Regions from separate parts of the Homo sapiens genome. Here region 2 is linked to region 1. The links are chromatin loops, found by intact Hi-C in ENCODE. Cell type or tissue: PC-3. All regions are shown on one strand. Each heading gives the region's core, and the rest is flanking DNA. Links, peaks and the distances in the headings are about the cores only. Region 1 has its middle 56 kb from the start of PCED1B-AS1. Region 2 overlaps PCED1B (PC-esterase domain containing 1B).

Evidence for each region. A loop is a pair of places that touch in the nucleus more often than their neighbours do. Peaks named below come from ENCODE experiments on the same cell type or tissue, not always from the same donor. Only the 100,000 strongest peaks of a DNase experiment are listed, where the experiment ranks them.
Region 2: it touches region 1 in a loop (11-fold over the local background); 1 of 110 quality-filtered maps calls a loop at or near these places.

The regions. Positions count from the first base shown.
Region 1 is chr12:47,266,622-47,278,175 of GRCh38, forward strand. No RefSeq gene overlaps it. Among named protein-coding and RNA genes, the nearest start is that of PCED1B-AS1, 56 kb to the left of the region's middle. RefSeq lists enhancers at 1,785-1,834, 4,175-5,374. In PC-3, for the core only: no CTCF peak of the experiment used is centred there; DNase peaks (open chromatin) are centred at 2,420 and 4,800; H3K27ac peaks cover 5,000 bases.
Region 2 is chr12:47,145,646-47,157,199 of GRCh38, forward strand. The region is part of intron 2 of PCED1B (PC-esterase domain containing 1B); the gene reads left to right. Among named protein-coding and RNA genes, the nearest start is that of MIR4698, 36 kb to the right of the region's middle. In PC-3, for the core only: no CTCF peak of the experiment used is centred there; no DNase peak of the experiment used is centred there.

The DNA of each region.
Region 1 (11,554 bases), core at 2,117-7,116:
TGGTGGCACGTGCCTGTAATCCCAGCTACTTGGGAGGCTGATGCAGGAGAATCGCTTGAACCTGGGAGGTGGAGGTTGCAGTGAGCTGAGATTGCGCCATCGCACTCCAGCTTGGGCAACAAGAGTGAAACTCTGTCTCAAAAAAACAAAATATATATACTATATATATATATATATATAGACACGAGGTTATAGCTGAGACTTGATGCTTCTGGAGAGCGCAGTGTAGGGACAACCCTCCCCTGGTATATACGTTGAGCCCCTGAGTTATATAGAATCTGAGGCGCTCCTAGGGAGAAAAAATCTGAACCACATACATCTGAGGGGACTAGACATGTATGCTTGTGTTCAAATCATGCCAGGTGGTTCCAAAGCAGCCAGATTACAGGAAGAATGATGGGGATGACCATGGAAGAATTCTGCACGAGGGAGGAAGGTCTTGCCTTGGGAGCTAGGGATGACAGTGGTTTCAGGAATCATAAGGAAACAACTGGAAGTCAATCTTACTGACACTGAAGTACAGCAGGCCTTTACTTCCAACAGCAACATCATATGGTAGGATTCCAACTGCATGAGCAGACATTAATTTTGGTTAAAGCATCTGGCCATTGAGAATAATATTCTAGCTCAATGGCACCACTGTAGTCCTGTTAGGTGAGACAGAGTGCAGTTGGGAAGTAAGCAATAAGCAGGGCTGATCCATGGACACATGTGGGATCAACTGGCGAGTCCCAGAAATTGCTAAGGAGGGAAGCATTGTCTCACCAGCTCAGTCCACACACCCCTACCTTTAGGCCTTCTCTGTTACTATAGCATATTTAAAAAATCATAAATCCAGTTCCGAAAGAATTGATGAATAATGTTAAAGTCTCTGAAGGAGGGAGCCACAATAAATGGCACTCTTCTTGCTCACTTGCATCCTGAACAAGTTGAAGAAATAAAACAAAGGTAGAGCAAATGGGGATCACCTTTGTTACCGGCAGAGGCCAGGCTAGAAGACTAGGTTTTAGGTCTGGTGGTCAAGTGGGCTAAAATCAGACAGACTTGCCCATAGTCAGGCATTTGCTAGGCTAGAGCAGGCCTGCCCAGGCAAGACTTGCAATACAGAGAGATACTGTGCATTCTTGGAATGCCCACTCCTAATAGGAAGCAGCAAAGCTGACCCAACATGCTCAGCGATTCTTCCAAAATTACCATCCAATTACTCACTCCAGAGCCCTAGGGGTGGGATGAATAAAAGGGCTAAGGGAAACAAAACATGTGCTTGGAGAACTCCCTCGTTATAGAAACCAGGAGAGGAAAAAAGGTACGTCTCCTCTGTATTGATCAGGGTCCCATCAGGTTATTAAATAGAAGATATTAAATACGAAGAATTAATTATAAAGGTGTTAGAGGAGCTAAAATAGTCACTAGGGTAGATGAGGCATCCCAAAGATTAGCAAGTGGGAAGCCACCACCCACCCTTAAGACTGGAGAGACAAAGGAAGGATCTGGGGGTCCCTTGATAGACACTAGCATTATAACAGAAATATTCAGGCAAGAGCTGGAGCCACAGAGGAGGGCAGCTACTGCCAGATATGCCTCCCATGGCAGAAAAAGAGGACAAGAAATACTTTGGCTTCCCCTTTCCTCCCAACCTCCAATCTCCAACAGTACCTCTCGCTGGTTAAGTGAGGCTAAAACAGGTGGTCAAGAGAGCCTGGGTATCATAGCTTGCAACAGTCAGACATACAGAGCAGACACAAAGGATGGATCTGGAGGCAAACAGTCAAATAACCAGCACAACATTTAACCAGGCAGAGTTTTGTTGCAATTTTGTTTGTAGACGAAAGAGAAATTTACATATCATACACCCAAACCTTTCTAAATGTCTCATCACCACTTTTTGAAATTTCTCTCCTGCAGCAGCTGCTATGTCGTTTTGTTTGTTTGTTTTATTTTTTTGCGATGGAGTTTCACTCTTGTCGCCCAAGCTGGAGTGCAATGGCGCAATCTTGGCTCACTGCAACCTCTTCCTGTCTCAGCCTCCCAAGTAGCTGGGTTTACAGGCGCCCGCCGCCACGCCCAGCTAGTTTTTTTGTATTTTTAGTAGATACGGGGTTTCACCATGTTGGCCAGGCTGGTCTCGGACTGCTGATCTCAGGTGATCCACCTGCCTTGGCCTCGCAAAGTGCTGGGATTACAGTCATGAGCTACCGTGCCTGGCCAGCAGCTGCTATGTCTTGCTCCATCTTTCTTCCCCACCTCAGCTCTGTCTCCATTCCACTGGCTCTCTTCTGCTCCCACCATTCTCTGAATCCCCTCAACAAAAGCCTTGTCCAAAAGCCTGGGGAACTACAGTTTACTCCCTCCTCACCCTCTCTATCAACAATGACTCTCCTAGGGACTCCCTCGGTGACCACTCAGAGCTTTGAGATTAGGTAAACAGTGTTAATATGACCAACTTGGAACTTGCAGCTTAGTCAAGCCTGAGACAGTCAAGTTACCCAGATAAGGATAGACCATGCACCTACTTAAAATAACAGCATCAACAGGAGTTCTTCTGCTTCCCTTCCTGTTTCAAATTATAGCAATTGACCACTTAGTTACATTGGTTAATGCCCAAGACAAAAATGCAGCCCATCTCTTCCCCACCTGGCCTGCATATATGTTCATTTTGCATTTAGCAGAACTGAAAGGACTTCTTTCTGTTTTATTTTCTTGTAACCACAGAATTTAAATATCTACTGTTTTGTTTGTGGGCTCACAAAGAGGGTGAAAATCATTGCTATTTTATTTCAAACAAAATAAAAGATTACAGTCTTCCAATTAGAATAGGACTTAAAACATAGTAAGAATTTAAAAGCCATGTGCTGATTCATGGGAAAACATTAAGACACAGATGGGTTACACGATTTACTCAAGGTCATACCACTGAAGCAATGACTTTATTATCAGAACTATAAAGAACAACACAAATATTTACATGATTAATATTTTGTTGATAGTAATGGGGCTAGAATTAGAATATGGATTTTACGCTGCTCCAATCCCTGTCTGCTAACTCTGTTAGACTGTGTTTCCTACACACTGGAATTGCAGGATAGTTGCTGGATGTTCAGGCTGTGTGGTCGTGTAGGCATGGGTACAAATCCCAGCTCTGCCACCTGTTAGCTACGTGACCTTGGACCAGCCCCTTAACATCCCTTAGTTTTGTTTTTGGATCTAAAAAATGGGGTATGTACCTTCCGCACTAAGAGGGATAAGGGTTCAGTGAGATGATGTATGTTGTTGGGGAGGAAAAATTTTTCCTCTACTCTCTTCTTTTGCTGGGGGCGTGCAAATTAACCTAACAAAAGACAGACTAACAAAAGAGCAGACACAAAATTTTTATTAATATTTACATGCACAGGAGTTCACAAAAAAGGAGTGAAACTCAAAGAAGTGGTTAGACTCTGGTGATGGGTTGTTCTTCCCTTACTGGCACAGAGGAAACACCTTCACAAAGGCAAATTTGTGCCCTGCTTTTAGTCAGATAAGGGGAGAGGAAAGAACTCTTTCTGCATCTGTTGATTCTCAATTGCTTCCAGCTGAAAATAATCCTTACACTAAAGTGGCATATTTTGGGGTGGCATATTCTGATCCCCTTCCATGTAAAGTGCCTCAGCACCAGGTCTGATTAAAGTTAAGTGCTAAATAGCCCACTATCATTAGAAAAGTCTGTGTCCCCACCTTGTAGTAATAAAGCTCAGACACAACAGGATGTCATAGGAAGGGAATGAGGCATGTTTTTCTTTTCTCCAGTTTTTCTGCCTGGGCTTCCCTGCAAGTAAGATTATCTACATTTAAAACATATTTGATCGGCCAGGCGCGGTGGCTCACGCCTGTAATCCCAGCACTTTGGGAGGCCCAGGCGGGCAGATCACGAGGTCAGGAGATCGAGAACATCCTGGCTAACACAGTGAAACCCCATTTCTACTAAAAATACAAAAACAAAATTAGCCAAGCGTGGTGGCGGGTGCCTGTAATCCCAGCTACTCGGGAGGCTGAGGAGGGAGAATGGCGTGAACCCGGGAGGCAGAGCTTGCAATGAGCCAAGATCACGCACTGCACTCCAGCCTGGGCGACAGAGCGAGACTCCGTCTCAAACAAACAAACAAACAAAACAAAACATATTTGATTCACCTTAAATGGCTACTCATATCTGTCCTTTCCTCTGCAATGCTCTGCCTTGATCCTGGTCCAGGTTTATCTGGCATAGACTGCCCTCTGTCCAGCTCCTGTCTACCCCTCCTGGATCACAAACCAGAGAAAATGCAGAATCTTTCATGGGCTCCCTACTGCCTTCAGTGTGAAGCTCAAGTGCAAAGCCCAGCACCATCTATTCTGTACCTAACTTCTTAGTCTGAATCTCTTCACCTCTTTTCCCCAACCCCGAACTAATGGCTACCACTGACTCAGGGGAGCCTTCTCCTGCCTTCATGCCTTTGAATGGGGGGTATCGCTGCATGAAGCTCCTCTCTCCCCTTTACCCACTCAAGAGTCACTTACTCTTGGTAATATTTCTCAGTTGCCCTGCTTCACCCCTATTCTCTCATCCTGGCCAAGTTAGATGCCCTTCTGAGTCCCCTCTTCTCTACAGAATTTTAATTGTGCATTTTCTTCTTTGTCTCTGCCTTTAAGTTATGAACACTTTGAAGAAAGGACCATATTTAGTTCATCTCAGAATCCCAGTGCCCAGCACAGACCTGGCATAGGGTAGGCACTCCTTAAATACTTACTGAATGAATTATGCCATTTAGTCTGTCTGTGGTGGCACTGGAAACCCACAAGAATTTAACAGCCTCGTCTCTGTCTGAAGTTCAGGGCTTCTGTAAAGAATACGTGATGGAAAGAGGAGGTGACTAATAGTGATTCTGCAAAAATATGTAGGTAAAAGGAATGGCTGTAAATTAATGATGAAATAACCTTCCTAAGTTTCCTTGTGGAAGATATATGTTAATTCCCCAAATGTATGAGCATCTGTGTATTTTTGTGGGGAATATACAGTGTCTTTTCTAACACTGAGATGCTTGAAATGGGGTTATTTCCCTTCCAAATGAAAACCAATTAAATAAATTATATTTTTTCTGTGGTGCTTACAAAGTGTGGGAGTTGTCACCAAACATTACTAAATGTTCTAATTTAGTCATAAAAGGGCTGAAAGATGTAGCATAATTATAAGTCCAAAGTAAGTTGTTCTAAATATTTTATCATGTTCAGCATATGCTGTTAAAAAAAACCTCAGACTATAATTGTCAACATTCGATTCACAAAAAGTAAACAACAGCTGAGTATAATGGGATGATAAAGAATCTCTCCATAATTCCCGACATATGGCAAAGAGTATGTCCATTTTGAAGTGGAAGATGGTCATGTTTATCAACTGAGCCATTTTCTTTGTTTGAATCCTTCTAATCAGAAAAGTTCCCTAGAAACACTAGGAGCATTTTCCTGAGCAGATGAGGGAAATGAAAAAAAGCTGTATGGCACAGTTAGATCTCAGGCAGGAGGAATTTAGAACTCACAATGGCAATTGAAAGAGGCTGGGTAAAGAAGGCCATATATTTCTGTAAAAGCAGTCATTCCAGGGTTAGTATACATGAAAAACAAGTGCGTGCTTCGTGGGGAATGTATGGAGAAATTTCTACGTATCAGTCGTTTCTGTGAACAAGCTCTGATGGACCCAGCCAGTGTCACATCCTGCCATCATGTAGATTCATTTTAAATGCACGGACACTTAATCGTTTCTAGGGAAAGCCAGTGGGAAGCTGCTTGAAATTTCTTTTTCTTTATAAGATGTTTTGCACATGGGGGCTTTCAGCTCAAAGGAGATACTTACAAACCATTTATCTTCAGAGTGAAGCAGTAGAAGTGGGAGAGGCATCCAGGCACTGTTCTAACCAGATACTTCAAAGCTGCCCAGAAGAGAAAGGCAAAGGCAATTGCCAAAGAACAGGCTCTGCTCTTTGGCTGGCAGAGATAAGGAGCAGATACCCAGCACTGAGACAGAGGATTCTGTGAAGAAAATGCTGAGTAACAAGATTGTCCTTTTGTTTTTCTTCATGAATAATAACCGTCCACCCTAAATCCTTTTGGGAATGAACAGGGGGCTTTGGGAGCTGGTATTGAATGAATAAATTAGCAAATCATTGAACTAATTAATTAATTAATAACCACACCTAGGCAGAGAGAAATAAACAAGAGTGCTCACTGAGAACTCTCTGAGGAGGAAAGGACCTCTATATGGTCCAATGTAGTGAAAAATCTAGCAATTTGGAGATAGGACTGCTTTCTGAGCTTCAGTTTCCTGGGAGTGTTGTGAATATGTTTTGCAACTCCAAAATGCCATCAAACGTACATCATTCTGCTTGTCTTCTTGATGAGCTGTTTTTAAACATAATAGCGTTAGAATTAATCAGATTAATCTCACTGAACAAAAATAAAGGCTGCTTTTTCACAGAGCTCTTCATGGTGCCAGCCAGTGTATCTTTCTGTGCACAGTGATTCTTTCTATATAGAGACTCTCTGTTAAGCTCAAAAGGAGCTCCAAGGAGAAGCCCCATAAAGACAGCACAATCAACAGGTACACATGCTGCTGTTATTCAAGGCTACTCAAAAGAACATAAAACAATTCTGAGAAAAAAAGAGACTTCAGGGAAAAACTCAAGGTTCAGTGTATGACTTCTTGGTGGAAAAGATGGCATCACTGTTGCCTGAGACACAGCAAGATAAGAGTGAGGATTCTGGAGGGAAAACATCCCTAATAATGAGAGGAGAGCCTAGGTGGCTGAGCTGTTTGATTGACATCTCTGTCTGTCGAAAGCCATAACATACTCAGGCTGTCCTCGAGGAGCTGAGAAAAGTGGGGAAGAGAGTGTAAGACTGATCTGCCCTCTGGAATCGCTTTAGACAGGCCGGAGTCACAGGAAGCATGCCAAACCTAGGACAGTACAGGAATGATTGCCAAAGGAAACAGAACAGGTCTTTTTTCAAAGAAAAGAAAAGAACAATAGCAGCCGAAGTAGAAGGAAAAGCCTCAGTGTGCCAGCAGGTAGACATTCTGACCTCTCTTATTATAAAACACACAATAATTTCTTAAATGTTTAATGATGATGGAAGAAAATTGTGTCTTAAAATGAAATGAAGTTGGAGAAAGTAGTATGTCTGGGTCCCCACTCCAAGTCCTTTAATCATGAGAAGTAACTGCATTTCATTATAATGTGCACTATGATGCCACCTGATTCGTGGTGTGGATCCTAAAGGATGATTCTAGTCATTCTCTTTCTTAAACAATTTTTGGTAATTTTGATTCTTTCTCTTTATGATGTTCCTTTTCATCCATTATCTTCTCTTATGGTACTTACCTAATGATTAAATGTTGAGTTAGGAGACGGTAATTAGATTCCATCTCCCATTTTCCTGGTTTAACTTGACCTTTTTCTTGATGAGATATTTTCTTCCATTGGGTATTGGCATTTCGATGCCCCCTAGGCAAGCTATTTTGGATTTCTCCTTGCTGCAGAACTTGAAGGGTTTCAATGTGAAAAATAAGTCTATCTTTTTTTTTTTTTTTTTTTTTTTTTTTTTGAGACGCAGTTTCGCTCTTGCTGTCCAGGCTGGAGTGCAATGGTGTGATCTCGGCTCACCGCAACCTCTGCCTCCTGGGTTCAAGCAATTCTCCTGCCTCAGCCTCCCTAGTAGCTGGGATTATAGGCATGCATCACCACGCCCAGCTAATTTTGTATTTTTAGTAGAGATGGAGTTTCTCCATGTTGGTCAGGCTGGTCTCGAAGTCCCAATCTCAGGTGAACTGCCTGCCTCGGCCTCCCAAAGTTCCGGGATTATAGGCGTGAGCCACCACACCCAGCCTGTCATTTCGTTTTTTAAACCAACAACATTTAAATGGGTTCTGGCCAACTTTCTAGGCAAAGGTACGGAAATATATTGTATATCACATCACAGATGACAAGTGCTTCCAAAGAATATAAATGCTATTTTAGGCTTAGGTTTCTACATTGTCTAAGTTTCCATTACTTAAAGGAGAGACTTTCTTGCAGAAGGTATATTACTTCATACACAAGTTGGGATTTATACTGACTTTCCTAACATATGTATCTGGGAGAAACATTTGTGTGCAGTAGAAATGAAACCAGTCTAATTTTCCCATAGAACTGATGTTTTCAGTCTTTTAAAATAAACATAGAAATTGACCCTCCTGGTCTTAAAGCTTGAAACTTACAATCTGAGTTCCTTTCTCAGGAAATCATCATCAGGCCTTCTCAGATAGTATCAAGGAACTGAAACTCACCAGATCACTGCATCCAGACAATGAGATGCCAGATCCCTCACCCATCATGATTCCCAAACTGACTGCGTGCTTCCTATTGACCATCACCTCTTCCTTACTCCTCCCTGATTTCTGTTTTCCTGCTCATAGTTACATTCCTTCCCTGATATATAAATCCCCAACTTTAGTCAGTTGGAGAGACGGATTTGAGACTTATTTCCCATCTCCCTGGCTCACGTCACCTAAATAAAACCTTTCTTCCCTGGCAATACTCATTGTATCAGTGATTGGCTTTCTGTGTAGCGAGCAATGGGACATAGACTATACCCCTGACATTTTGGTGGCAGAAAGAGTTAATTACTAATCAAGTTTTCTCATTGATTTTTGATAATTTTTTTTAATTTTGTTTTTTGTTTTTCGTTTTTTTTTGAGATGGAGTCTCACTCTGTTGCCTAGTACGATCTCAGTTCACTGTAACCTCTGCTTCCTGGGTTAAAGCAATTCTTCTGCCTCAGCCTCCCTGAGTAGCTGGGATTATAGATGCCCACTACCATGCCTGGCTAATTTTTGTATTTTTAGTGGGGATAGGGTTTCACCATATTGGATAGGCTGGTCTCGAACACTTGAGCTCAAGTGATCCACCCTCCTCAACCTCCCAAAGTGCTAGGATTACAGGCAGGATACAGAGTTCTTGATGGTGTAGTTTGTATTTTTCCAAGGTAGATCTTAAACTGGCAACATAATTACACTTACTCTTGTCTTTTAGGCTAAAAAATAATTGTCAGTACTTGTGGAATGTCAATATTTCTGTGTTGCTTAATTAGATCATAGAGAATGCTCAGTTTCCTGGAGCATGTTTTCTTTTTGTTTGGTTTGTTTTGAGAGAAGGAGATTAGCAGGGTACAGAAAGCCAATTCTCTGAGATTACTGGAAAATAAAGCATTTACATAAATAGTTCCAGAAAGATTTATATGGATCTATTTTCAAAAATTATAGTCTGTAGACTTGCAGGTAAAAAAGCTCCAAGCAGGGAAAATAGGCAGAATTAGTTTCTCAGGAAGAACATGTGTTTGGATGCCTCTTAAATTTATGATTTTAGGATAATCTAATACCACTATAATTATACTACTACTATATATTTTTCTACATGATACTCCGGTTTAGCTCAGCAAGAGTTACAGATGTTTGCTAATTCCTGAAGCATCTGAAACAGGTATTAAGTCATTCACCTACCGATATTTAATGAGCCCTGTCTAGGAGCAAGACATTATGGCAATACGCAGGAGACTTTTTTTTTTTTTTGGAGACAGAGTCTAATTGTGTCACTTAGGCTTAAGTGCAGTGATGCAGTCTCGGCTTACTGCAACCTCCACCTCCATCTCCTGAGTAGCTGGGACTATAGGTGTGCATGACAATGCCCAGCTAATTTTTGTATTTTTAGTAGACACAGGGTTTCGTCAGGCTGCCCAGGCTGGTCACAAACTCCTGGGCTCAAGTGACCCCACCAGCCTCGGCCTCCCAAAGTGCTGGAATTATAGGCGTGAGCCACCATACCCGGCCTGCAAGAGACTTTTAGATGAAATCCTAGTTAATCCTAGTTAAGATCTGGTTAATAGAGTTAAGCACTACCACACAATGTTTACTACATTGTTCAAATATACAACACACATTTGCAAATCTTAAATAAATGAAACCGGAAATAAACTTACTGTGGGTCACTGTGTACCTCAATTTCGTTGTGTGTAATGCTGTGATCCTTCTATCTTTATAGTACCTTTACACACAATGGTGACTCAATAAATGTTTGTTGATGGCAGGCTGAATGAGTGTAGATATGAAGAAAGTAATCCCCACCACCACCCTGCCCTGAAAAACTGATTGCATTATGGTGCTTCTAATTAACTTTTGGTAGATACTAAATGAAAGGGGACCGAACTCTGACCCAAAGTTCATGTTTACAGCTTTGAACAGATTGAGTTTCACTCTTGAAGTGTGTGAACACAAAACAGCAGAACCCAGTGAGACAGGAAGCAGACAATTTTAACCATAGCTACTGCCACTGGAGGGGTGGGGTAGTTTGGGCTTTATTGTGCAAGACAGGAAGTATCCAGAGAGAAGAAGGAAAGGTATGAACTTGTATTGAGTGTTAAGTCTGTGTCAGGCATCAGGCCAGCAGCTTATATAAACCATTGTTGGATCACTCTGCCATTCTGAACTGGAGCCATTTAAAGATAAAAAGGACGACTCTTAGAAGTGTTATAGTTAGATAACTTGCCCAAAAAGTCTCACAGCTCACATTTGGCAGGTTCTGGATTGAAACTCAGACCAGTCTGCTTTGAAGGCCACAGCTTTCCCACTCTGCTCAGCTGTTTCCATTCTGCCTTTTGTAGTAAGAGGACTGACCATTTGAATTAGGTTCTCTTGGTTTTAAGAATAAGACTTAGGTCACCTCAAGTAATGAAGAATGTGCTATGTCCATTCCTTTAGAAAAGAGGAGCCAGTGATCTCAGGCTCATGACAAAGTCTCAGGAAACCCAGGAAAAGCAGAACCACCAGCTTTCAGAAAGGGTAGGAATGTTGTCAGAGCCAGGTCTCAAGGCGACGAATGAGAAAGTTGTTTAGATGCCAAGACAATTCTGGGAGTGCGAGTGTGGGATCTTCTGGGTCTTCTGGAAGGCCACTCACCATTAACATGACCCACTGACCCTCTGCAAGTTTGTTTTTTGGGGCATCTCTGGTTCTCTTTCATCATTGACTGGCTTTCCCACCTTTTTCTCACAATCTTTCTCTTAACGCCTATCCGCCCCTTGATTGTGCTCCCTCTCTACTTTAAGTGACTTATGACCCCTCATGGTCTCCACTCTTCTTCAAGGCTTCTTTCTTTTGCAGTATCTCAACAACTCTCAGTATATACTGCTCCATTTTCTCAGTGTTTCTTAATTCTAGTTCCTGAGAATTAGACTGCTGAAGCCAGCTTTACCTTGTTTGGAAAGGCTTTTCATGCTGGAATATCTCATGGGCTTCTAACAAGCCTAGAGGTCTGGGCTGCCCTGAGTTAGGGGTCCAGCCAGGTTTAGTCACCCCAGGAAAGTTGTGGGTGCACCTAGTTCCTTTAGAAGTGGCTAGGGACTGGGAAGGCACAGTGACTGACATACTGGTAGTGATGGATGAGAATGAAAATTGATCTCCCATAAACATCAGGTCAGCAGCAGAAAGGGGAGGTCACAAAATGGTAGTGGCACAAGC
Region 2 (11,554 bases), core at 4,270-9,269, 120 kb before region 1:
GTGCTGTAGAAATGGAACAAACCCTGGATAACAACATATCTATTTACAACAAGGTTTACTGAATATTTTCAAGTCCACTATTGAGACCTATTACTCAGAAATATAAATTCCTTTTACAATATTACTGCTTATTGACAATTCACCTACTCACTCAAAAGCTCTGATGGAGATGTGCAAGGAGATAAATGTTGTTTCATGCCTGCTAATACAACATTCATTCTGCAGCCCATGGATCAAGGAGTAATTTCAACTTTCAAGTCTTGTCATTTAAGAAATACTTTTCATAAGGCTACAGCTGCTATAGACAGTGATTCCTCTGATTGATCTGGGCAAAGAAAATTGAAAACTTTCTGGAAAAAACTTACCATTCTAGATGGTAGTGAGAACATTCATGATTCATAGGAGGAAGTCAAAATATCAACATTAACAGAGTTTGGAAGAAGTTGATTCCAGTTCTCATGGGTGACTTTAAGGATTCAGGACTTCAGTGGAGGAAGTAACTGCAGATGTAGCGCAAATAGCAATGCAACTAGAAATAGAAGCGGAGACTGAAGATGTGATTGATTGCTGCAATCTCATGATAAAACTTGAACAAATGAGGAGTTGCTTCTTATGGATAACCAAAGAAAGTGGTTTCTTGAGATGGAATCTACTCCTGGTGAAGATGCTGTGAACGTTGTTGAAATGACAACAAAGGATTTAGAATATTTAATAAACTTAGTTGATAAAGCAGTGGCAGGGTTTGAGGGGATTGACTCCAATTTTGAAATAAGTCCTACTGTGGGTAAAATGCTATCAAACAGCATCGCATGCTACAGAAAAAAATCTTTCATGAAAGGAAGAGTTAATTGATGAGTCAAATTTCATTTTTGTCTTATTTTAAGAAATTGCCACAACCACCCCAATCTTCAACAACTACCACCCTGATCAGATTGAGGCAAGACCCTATACCGGCAAAAAGATTACAGCTTGCCAATGGCTCAGATGATTATTAGCATTTTTAGCAATAAAGTATTTTTAATTAAGGTATGTACTTTTTTTTAGATACAATGATATTGCACACTTAATAAAGTATAGTGTAAACATAACTTTTGCATGTGCTGGGAAACCCAAAAATTCATACGATTTACTTTATTGTGATATTTGCTTTATTGCAGTGGTCAGAAACCAAAGCCACAATACTTCTCAGATATGCCTGTATGTGATTGTTGATTAAAACATGACTGTAATTATAAATTCCATCTCTGAGTCATTTCTTTCCTCTTGCATCTTACTGTATGCAGTTTAAAGTAGCCTTATAGCTTCTACAATATTTTGTTTAGAAATTTCTTTAGATATCCTAGTTCATTGCTCTTTTTTTTTTTTTTTTTTTTGAGATGGAGTCTTGCTCTGTTGCCCAGGCAGGAGTGCAGTGGTGCAATCTCGGCTCACTGCAATTTCCACCTCCTGGGCTCAAGCAATTCTCCTGCCTCAGCCTCCTGAGTAGCTGGGACTACAGGCATGTGTCACCATGCCCAGCTTATTTTTGTTTATTTGTTTGTTTGTTTTTTCAGTAGAGACAGGGTTTCACCATATTGGCCAGGCTGGTCTCAAACTTCTGACCTCAAGTGATCCACTTGCCTCGGCCTCCCAAAGTACTGGGATTATAGGTGTGAGCCACTGTGCCTGGCCTCATTGCTCTTAAATGTCACCTTCCATAAAGCCCTCAGCCATAAACACAATTCGGCCCTATTCTTTGCAGTTGTATAACAAGCATGGGCTTTACTTCAGTTTCCAATTCCTTGTTCCTCAATTCCATCTGAGATCTCCTCAGAATGGCTTTTACCATCCATATTTCCACTGATGTCTGTTTACCATCCATATTCTATTTCTACTGATATCTATTTACTCTCCATATTTCTATTGATATCTATTTACCATCCATATTTTATTTCTATTTGTCTATCCATATTCTATTTACCATCCATATTCTATCTGTCTACCATCCATGTTCTATTTCTATTGATATCTATTTACTATTTACTGTCAGTATTTCCACTGATATTTATTTACCCATCCATATTTCTATTGATAATCTGATCACTTAAGTAATCCCTGAGAACATCTAGGCTCTCCCTAGTTCTGGAGTCTTCTAAGCCCTCACCAGAATTGCCCTTAATGCTTTATTCATGCCAAACTAGGCTTTTTCTGGCCTGCCCTTCCAAATTCTTACAGCCTGTACTCATTATCCAGTTCCAAAACCACGTCCATGTTATCCATTATTTGTTATAATAACAGCCCCACTTCTGGATACCAATTTTCTTCATTCCTTTTGTGTTGCTATAACAGAATACCACAGGCCCAGTAATTTATAAATAAAGGAAATTTATTTCTCATAGTTCTGGAGGCTGGAGAGTTTGATGTTAAGGTGCTGGCATGTTGTGAAAGCCTTCATGCTATGCCATCGCATGGTGGAAGGCAGAAGAGCAAATGAGGGCAAGAGCAACAAACAGACGGGACCAAACTCACTTTTATAACAACCCATTTTCACAATAATGAACCACTTCCACAATAATGACATTAACCTATTCATGAGGGAGCCTTCATGGCCTAATAACCTTTTAATGGTCCCATTTCTTAATACCATCCCAATGATAATTAAATTTTATTATGATTTTAGAGGGGACATTAAATCCACAGCAGTTAGTACAATCAAATTATGACACTCAGAAATGAGAATGGGACCAGCTATTCCTAATGCCCATGGTTTCTTGGAAAAGTGTGGATACTAGAAAAAAATTTAGAATTCTGTTAGAAGAGAGTGAGTAGGGGCTAGCTATAGGGCAGGAAACCAAAGGTATCTGCTATAGCAAATTTACAGGCAGAGTAGCACAACATAAGCAGCAATTCACCACAGCCCCTGAAACTCCCAGTCTTAATGGGGGATCCAGGGTTTATTTGTGTTGCTTCACTTTTCTGGAGTTAAATGACTCCTAGGAGAAAAAAACAAAGGCCCAGAGAGCCATGTTTGATGTTCATACAGACTTTATTTTTCAATACTTTGTCCAGTTGTTCACCACAAAGGAAAGCCTTCTACTCTAGGAAGGAAATGCACCCTTAGTTTTACAAATTTATTCATCATTAATTCAGATGTGACTACTCTATCCTCCAGATTTTGGTGCAGCTGACTAGAGTCTCTTAAATTGTTTGAGTATCTCTGTTACCAGAGGGATCACAGCTGTTTTCAACATTTGTCACTCTTAAAAATCTTTTCTGTATTTCATGGGATTTTACAAAATTAGCACCTTCTGTCCCGTTTTTTTCTCCTTCCCCATCCCCATTTCATTTTCCACTGTCCTCATTCCTTTAGGCTTGGTAACATTCTAAGGGAAATGGCACTGCTGAGAATCTTCCCCAGAAAACTCAGTGGAGGATACCATTAGCCTAACAATCCCTTTGGCTATTTCCAGTCTTTTCAATTTACAGAAATAAATCTGTGCTCTCAACGAATGGAAACAGCTTTATAGCTATTATTTCTCAGTTTAGACATCACTCAATTACTTTCATAAATTTGGTATTTTGTATCTAGCTTCCAAATACTCTAACCCAGAGCTGACAATACACTTCACTCACCTTAAGTGCTTTCCCTCCAGAGTTATCCCCGCTTCATTGTGTTTAAACTACAGGAAGAAACATTGACATCCTCACCCCAATTATGGCTCCATTCTCTCTCCCTTCGTCAAATTCCCTGAGAAGCAGCGCAATAGTTGCCTCACACTTTCTGCTACCTGTTATTAGTTCCTTATTCTGCCTCTCCCTGTTAAGTGATTTGAGATAACTGTCTTTTTCAGACTGGCTTACACATTAGTAAATGGCCTACCTATAGGTGCACTTATGTTTCAGGGTAACTTTTTCAGACAGATCCTTTAAAAGTTGACTCTGGAGCCCGTCAACCTGAAGAGTGAAGAGTTAGGAGGAGTATCACAATCATTTTATGGCAAAGATTTATGCTTTAACGTGTGAGCTCTTTGTTTTAATAGCTTTTTCTTTTTCTCTGATCACAAAAATAATACTTATTCATTGTGGAGAATTTAGGAGAAAACATGTTTCATTTATATAAGGACAGGCAGCTGTTAGAAGAGATGCAGAGGAGTATATTGAAGGCAAACATTCTAATGAATAGACTAAATCACATTCTGTACTCACACAGTTACAGTAATATGGATTCAGGGCAGAAATACAGATTGCCAGTCCTTATGCTGGCAGTTTATCAATTGACACTTATTATCAACAGCTAAAACATCTTAAGATATTTCTTTTTTTAACCCATCCCCTCAAGCATTTATAAGATATTTCTTAATGAAATATGAATTAGATTAAGTCAACAAATGTTTGGTATTAATTAGCTTGATTGTAATAATAATTTCACAATATACCTATGTATCAAATCATCATATTGTACATCTTAAATGTGTACTATTTTTATTTGTCAATCATATTTTAACAAAGTTGGAGGGGAAAAGTGTTCAGTAACAAATATATACATATGTATTTAGTTTCTGCTACTAGAACAGTTCCAGGTACTGCTCTAGATCAGGGAGTATGACAGTAAATAAAACAAAGCCCTGGTGGAGCTCATATTCCTGTAACTAAGGCAGCCAAAGAAATAGGCCGGGCGCGGTGGCTCAAGCCTGTAATCCCAGCACTTTGGGAGGTCAAGGCAGGAGGATCATGAGGTCAGGAGTTCGAGACCAACCTGGCCAACATGGTGAAACCCTGTCTCTACTAAAAAAAAATACAAAAATTAGCTGGGCACAGTGGTGCGTGCCTGTAGTCCCAGCTACTAGGGAGGCTGAGGCAGGAGAACTGCTTGAACCCGGGAAGCAGAGGTTGCAGCAAGCCAAGATCGTGCCACTGCACTGCAGTCTGGGCAACAGAGTGAGACTCCATCTCAAAAAAAAAAAAAGAAATAACTATGTAAGATACCTCTTGAACAGAAGCCTGAAGGAAGTGGGGGACTCACCCATGTTGATACATGGGGGAGAGCATTTCAAGCAGAGGGAAGAGCAAGTACAAAGGCACTGAGGTAGGAGCTCATGGGGTGTGTTGAGCAGCGAGGAGCTTATGGAGCAGCAAGGAGGCCAGTGTGAACTGACTGGGGTCCGCAAGAGTCTGGTAAGGAGATGGGGCTAGAGAGGCATAAGAGGGCCAGATCATGTAGGCTTAGGCCATGTGGAAAGGACTTCTAATTTGACTCTGAGTGAGGTAGAAAGTCCTGGAGAATTTTGGCCAGATAGGATAGGACTTAATTTTTTAAATTAATATAAATGGTAACAAGCGAACAATTACAAATGAACAACATGACATAAAGGGAACACAGAGGAAAAGAACTAACATAAGTAACTTTGAAAAATAGTATTTTGACTGTATACTGTATTTTATTCTGAGTTCCCCAGAAAAGCAAAACCAATAGGATATTATTTTATATATATATACTCTATATATAATATATACACACACACACACATACACATATATTTATAAATATACAGTCATAGGCTGCATAACAACATTTTAGTCAATGATGGACTGTATATACAACAGTGATCCCATAAGATTAAATTGTATTTTACTGTACCTTTTCTACATTTAAATATATTTAGATACGAAAGTACTTTACCATTGTATTACACTTGCCTACAGTATTCAGAATAGTAACATGCTGTACAGGTTTGCAGCCTAGGAGCAAAAGGCTATACCATATAGCCTAGGTGTGTGGTAGGCTATAACGTCTAGATTGTGTATGTGCAGTCTACAATGTTCACACTAAGACAAAATCACCTAATGACACATTTCTCAAAGCTTATCCTGTCATCAAGCAATGTGTGACTGTATATATAAAGAGATCTATTATAACGAGTTAGCTCATGTGGTTATGGAGGCCAGGAAGTTCCAAGATTTACCACTGACAAGCTGGAGTCTCAGGAGAGCCAATGGTATAATTCCTGTCTGAGTTTGAAGGCCTGAGAAGCAGGAAAGCTGATGGTGTAAATTCCAGTCTAAATTCGAATCTGAAGGCCAGAGAGGACCAAGGTCCCAGCTAGAGGACCATCACATAGAGAGAAAGAATTCTTTCCTACTTAGTCTTTTATTCTATTCAGGCCTTCACCCAAATGAGATGAGATCCACCCACACTGAAGAGGGTTATCTACTTCACTCAGTCTGGCCACTCAAATGTTAATCCCACCCAGAAACAGTCTTACAGACACACCGGAAGTAAGGCTTAATTGAATATCTGGGCACCCTGTGGCCCAGTCAAGTTGACACATAAAATCAACATCATATACTGCAAAACAAAGACAACTGATATACATAGATAACTGAATAAATTATTTATTCAATTCTTCTTTACAGTAGAATTCCAATTTATAAATGCAGATAGATGATAGAAATAGAAAATCATTCTTTGGTAAACACTATAGTAATAACTGTTATAGGCTAGCAATGTTGATGGATGTTAAAAATTAGTAAACAAAAATGTGATGAGAAATAGGATATTTGCAGAGTCTCAGATTATCTCCCCACAAGATACTTTTTAGTTACAACAGGGAAAAAATCATAAATTCCAGGTGGAGAAACCTGGCCAAGACCACATTAACCAAAGTCAATATTACCATTTGTAATATGAGGTTTATTGACATCACACACCTCCTGAGATATACACTGAGAAGGGCACAATATTGCTTCTGGAGTCTTCTTGCCAAAAATGGGTAACCTCTGTTGAATCACGAGAAAACATCAAACAAACCCAAATTGAAAGACTCTTCATAATATCAAGGTCATAGAGAGTAAAGATAAAGGAATTGATCCAGATAGAGGAGAATTAGGAGACATGAAAATTACACACAATGTGGGATCCTGAATTAAATTTTAGAGCATAAAAAGGATAATTGGAGAAATTTGATTAAGTTCCACAGATTAGGTAATAGTATTGCATCAATGTTATCTTCTAAAATAACATTAGGGCTGGGCACGGTGGCTCAGGCCTATAATCCCAGCACTTTGGGAGTCCGAGGCAGGTGGATCACCTGAGGTCAGGAGTTCAAGACAAGCCTGGCCAACATGGCAAAACCCTGTCTCTACTAAAAATACAAAAAAACATTAGCCGGGTGTGGTGGCGCACACCTATAGTCCCAGCTACTTGGGAGGCTGAGGCAGAAGAATCGCTTGAACCTGGGAGGTGGAGGTTGCAGTAAGCCTAGATTGTGCCACTCCACTCCAGCCTGGGCAACAGAGTGAGACTCCGTATCAAAAAAATAAAATAAAATAACATTAGGCTGACAGTTAGTAAAAGTTATTTAGAAAACGATTATTACATAGAATACTATAAGGAAATGTAATGATTCTAGGAAAAGGAGAAAATGCTTAGAATATAGAAATTCAGGCCGGGCACAGTGGCTCACGCCTGTAATCCCAGCACTTTGGGAGGCTGAGGTGGGCAGATCACGAGGTCAGGAGATCAAGACCATCCTGGCTAACACGGTGAAACCCTGTCTCTACTGAAAATACAAAAAAATTAGCTGGGTGTGGTGGCGGGCGCCTGTAGTCCCAGCTACTTGGGAGGCTGAGGCAGGAGAATGGCATGAACCCAGGAGGTGGAGCTTACAGTGAGCAGAGATTGCACCACTGCACTCCAACTCCAGCCTGGGTGACAGAGCAAGACTCCTTCTCAAAAAAAAAAAAAAAAAAAAAGAGAATATAGAAATTTAGAAATTCAAGTTGTACTGAATTACACAGTTTAAAATCATACAAAATGTTCCAATTGATTTGATATACATATTTAAAATAATTCAAGTTCAATACATCTTAAATCTGGCAACTTTATCTCCCAATTCAAGTCCTTTGAATATAAGGACAAAGAACTGTGAACTGTTAAATATCATCAAAGGAAAGGAAAAGTCATCTGTACAGAAAGAGGAAAAAAATTAGCTCTCCATAACTAAACTTTGAACCTATTAGCTCTCCATAGCTAAACTTTGAACCTTTGCATTGCCTTTAGGGAAAGATTTTTCCAATTACTCTACTTTTAAATAATCAGTTTTATTCTATTCTTTCCTCTGAATTATGAAATAAATAATATGTATGTCTCTGAACAAAGAATAAAAGAACAATTCTGTTTCCCTTGTCCTATTTCCTTCTCCATGAACTGACCTTTTCATTCAAGTTTGTTTCCATGGGAAGACTAAACCTGCTGTGCTCCAGGCTAGAGCTGGACCATGTGGACTTTCTAGATAGTCTACAATCTCTGCCCCTTTCCACCGATATTCTTTCTCTATGTGTTTCAATATGTATTTGTTTAGTGAGGTGGGACCTACTATGCTATATTCCACTATGTCACATGCATTTAACGTATTACATCATTGATGGGAGACAGTTCTCCAGGGTCTCTACACAACTTGCAAGCAAGGCGCTGACTGCCCTTTGTTCCAAACCATTTGACCCAGGAAACGCGTATCTTCTACCAGCATCCATGAAACAGTAGCAGGCTAATTTGTTAGCTTGTAAGGAGAGTGACATGGTAGGTCCTTGGCAGTTTCTGGTAGTCCTTTTAAGTTACCACAAGTATTTATTTCAGGCACAGAATTTCAGGAGCTCATCCCATAAGTGTACTCTATGACTTCCTTATGAGCACTACGAAAACACTCATTTGAATCATGCTTAGCACCTGAGGGAGCTGGGGTTTTGTTTTGTTTTGTTTTGTTTTTAACCATTTCTTCTAGAGGTCAGTGTCTCCTTTCCAGGTAACAGAACCAACTTTATGTTTCAGCCACCACGTAGAGTCCCTTTCAAAAACCTCAAGCGTTTTTGCTTTTAAAAATCTTAGTTGGTATCATAGTCCTAATTTTCGCCAATGACATTTTAACACTTCCATAGATTGATTCCCCAGTCAAGTGCCTCCTAACCTACTTATAATCTGGTTCTGCTACCTAAAAGAGTAAATGTATGTGTGTGGATCTCCTGTTTCCAAGCAGGTGACAACAGCAACTCTGGAGTCCCAACTACTCATAATCCCTTAGAGCTCTAGTTCTGGGGATCATCATGTGAAGTCTCAAGGCAGAAATATGTAGTGTAGGACAGAGGGGTGTGTGTGTGCATGTGTGTGTGTGTGTGTGTGTGTGTGTGTGTGCATCTTCCTACTGCCTCCCCCAACAATAAGACTGTAATTAGCCTGTTTCTGCAAGCCTGTAAAATTATATTCATTACTTTCTTGCCTGGTTCCATTTAGAAACAACTTTGAAAATCTCAAACTAAGTATTTTTTGTTTTGTTTTGTTTTAGCAGGAATCCATGGGGTGGGGAGAAGAAGGGTGAGGAGATGCAGAACGAGGGCACCAGATGGTATGGATCACATAGGAGACTGAGTGGATGGATGATTCTGACATGTCTTCTCTTAGGAACAGATGTGTTGCCAGGTTGCAATAGTTCGGAAAGATGAGATGAGTACTTGCCATGAATCTTATCTTTTCTGTCAGAGATTTATTGCATAGAAATTGTATTTGGCTCCTTCTTTTATTTGTTGGCTTATAACCAAAGTAAAATGTTCCATATACTGAAAGGAGCTACCCTATTTCATCTAATCTAAGATTTTCTCCATTGTAAGACACTCTATTATTTTATGATCAACTAAGAAAGAAAAGTCACTGCCAATTAAATATGACACATTGTATGTTGTGAGAGACATCCCAGTTTTAGAGATGTGAAAACGTGAAGTTACCTTGTGTTGTAGAATTGATGAAATATGATATGTAAATCAAGGGTTCCAAACTTTTTGCCGAAGCCATTTCATGGTGTTTTATGATTTGAATTATCATCTGAGTCTGTGACCCTGAATACATAACAATAGCTATGACCAATTGTTGAACAAATAATATGTTGCTTGCCACATATACATTCATTATTTCCAATCCTTTCAACTACATTGCAAGGAAACAGGTATAAGTACCACTTTACAAGGCAGGAAGTTGAGCTCCTAGAGGTTAGGTAAAGTATGAAGGTGAAGCTGCCAGGAGTGAGAGCTGAGATTGGAACCCAGCTAGGTCTCCCTTCAAAGCTGAGATGCCTTCGGTTACTCTACGGAATTGCTCTTTTTGAAGAAGCTGCCTGATTTGGGAATGTCTTTGAGAATGGTACTGTATCTAAATATTTGTGGATTGTTTTAGAAACAAGTTCCCACCCATCACACAGTTGTCACCCAGCAATAATAGTGAGACTGGCTCCTCTCTTTCAGCTAGAGTTAAAAGTGAAAGGAGGGGAGAAGGGGTGGCTATTCATCTCCCCAGAAATCATGACAGACATAATGGGGCTAATGCTTTGTGAAACTGCAAAGTGCTGCATCATTGTTTATCTTCTGCCAAGTGCTTATTCATAGCAGGGAGAAAGCCCCTTCAGAACTCCTGAAATGTTAGGGCTTCAAGTTCTTAAAGCACATGCATAATTTCTAGTACTTTATTCAAAATATACTTTTTCTTTTTCCTTTTTTCTGTAATTTGAAAACATCTTCACCATAGCCAAGAACAAAATTTTAACTGATGGCAAAAATATAAAGCCTTGAGGTAGTGTTTTATCACTATTTATTATTGTATCCAAAGAAGAGGCCTTGACAATGTTGGCTGCTGCTGGGTTGCCATGGCAGTAATCAGTCAAACAGGAACAGGATTTTGCAAGCCTGCTCAACCCTTTTTCTTACCAAGCACTGCAAAGCTGATAGAAAGATTTTCATTTTGCACGATACTATTGGATGAGGCAAATGTGTCCTTTTCTCACAAGGTTCCAGTCTTGCTCCCTGCTTCTCAAGCCATCACATTCCCTTGCACCCTTGCTCCATCCACACTGAACCACTTGCATTCTTAAGTGTGCCACAGTCTATGCCCTTGGGCTCAGGGCACACAGGGCTGCTTCTGCTTGGAACACCCTTTAGAACCTATTCTAGCCCCAACTCCTACTTCTGTTCTGTTCTGTGACCATACCACCTCCTCCAGGAAGCCTTAAGCATCCTTTCCTCCATTCAGTATGGGTTAGACACACATTCTGAGTGCTCCGATAACACTCTGTATTTACCTCTATCTTAGCACATGTTACCTTGATCATAGTTGTCTGCGACAATTTTGGTAAAGAACATCTGGAGCTGGTCTGCCTGAGTTTGAAGCTCTCCTTCGTTACTTACTAGCTGTGATCTTGGCCAAGTCATTTGACCTCTCTAAGCCTCAGCTTCCCCCTATGTAAAAGGACAAAAATAATATCTACTTCACAGAATTACTGTGAAGATTAAGTGAGATGATCTAAGTAAAATGCCTAATGCTAATGAGTTCTCAATAAATATTATAGTAAAACTTGTCTCCTTCTAGAGTCTAAGCTCCATGAGGACAGAGACCATGTCTTTTATTTTTGCACATTCAGGACCTAACAAACATCAGGTACACAGAGAGCATTTCCTCATTGTCTAACACAGTATGGTTAGACTGTGTTAGGAATGGGTTTCTCTATATAATTTTTCCTGTAGGTAGAGCTTACCCCTG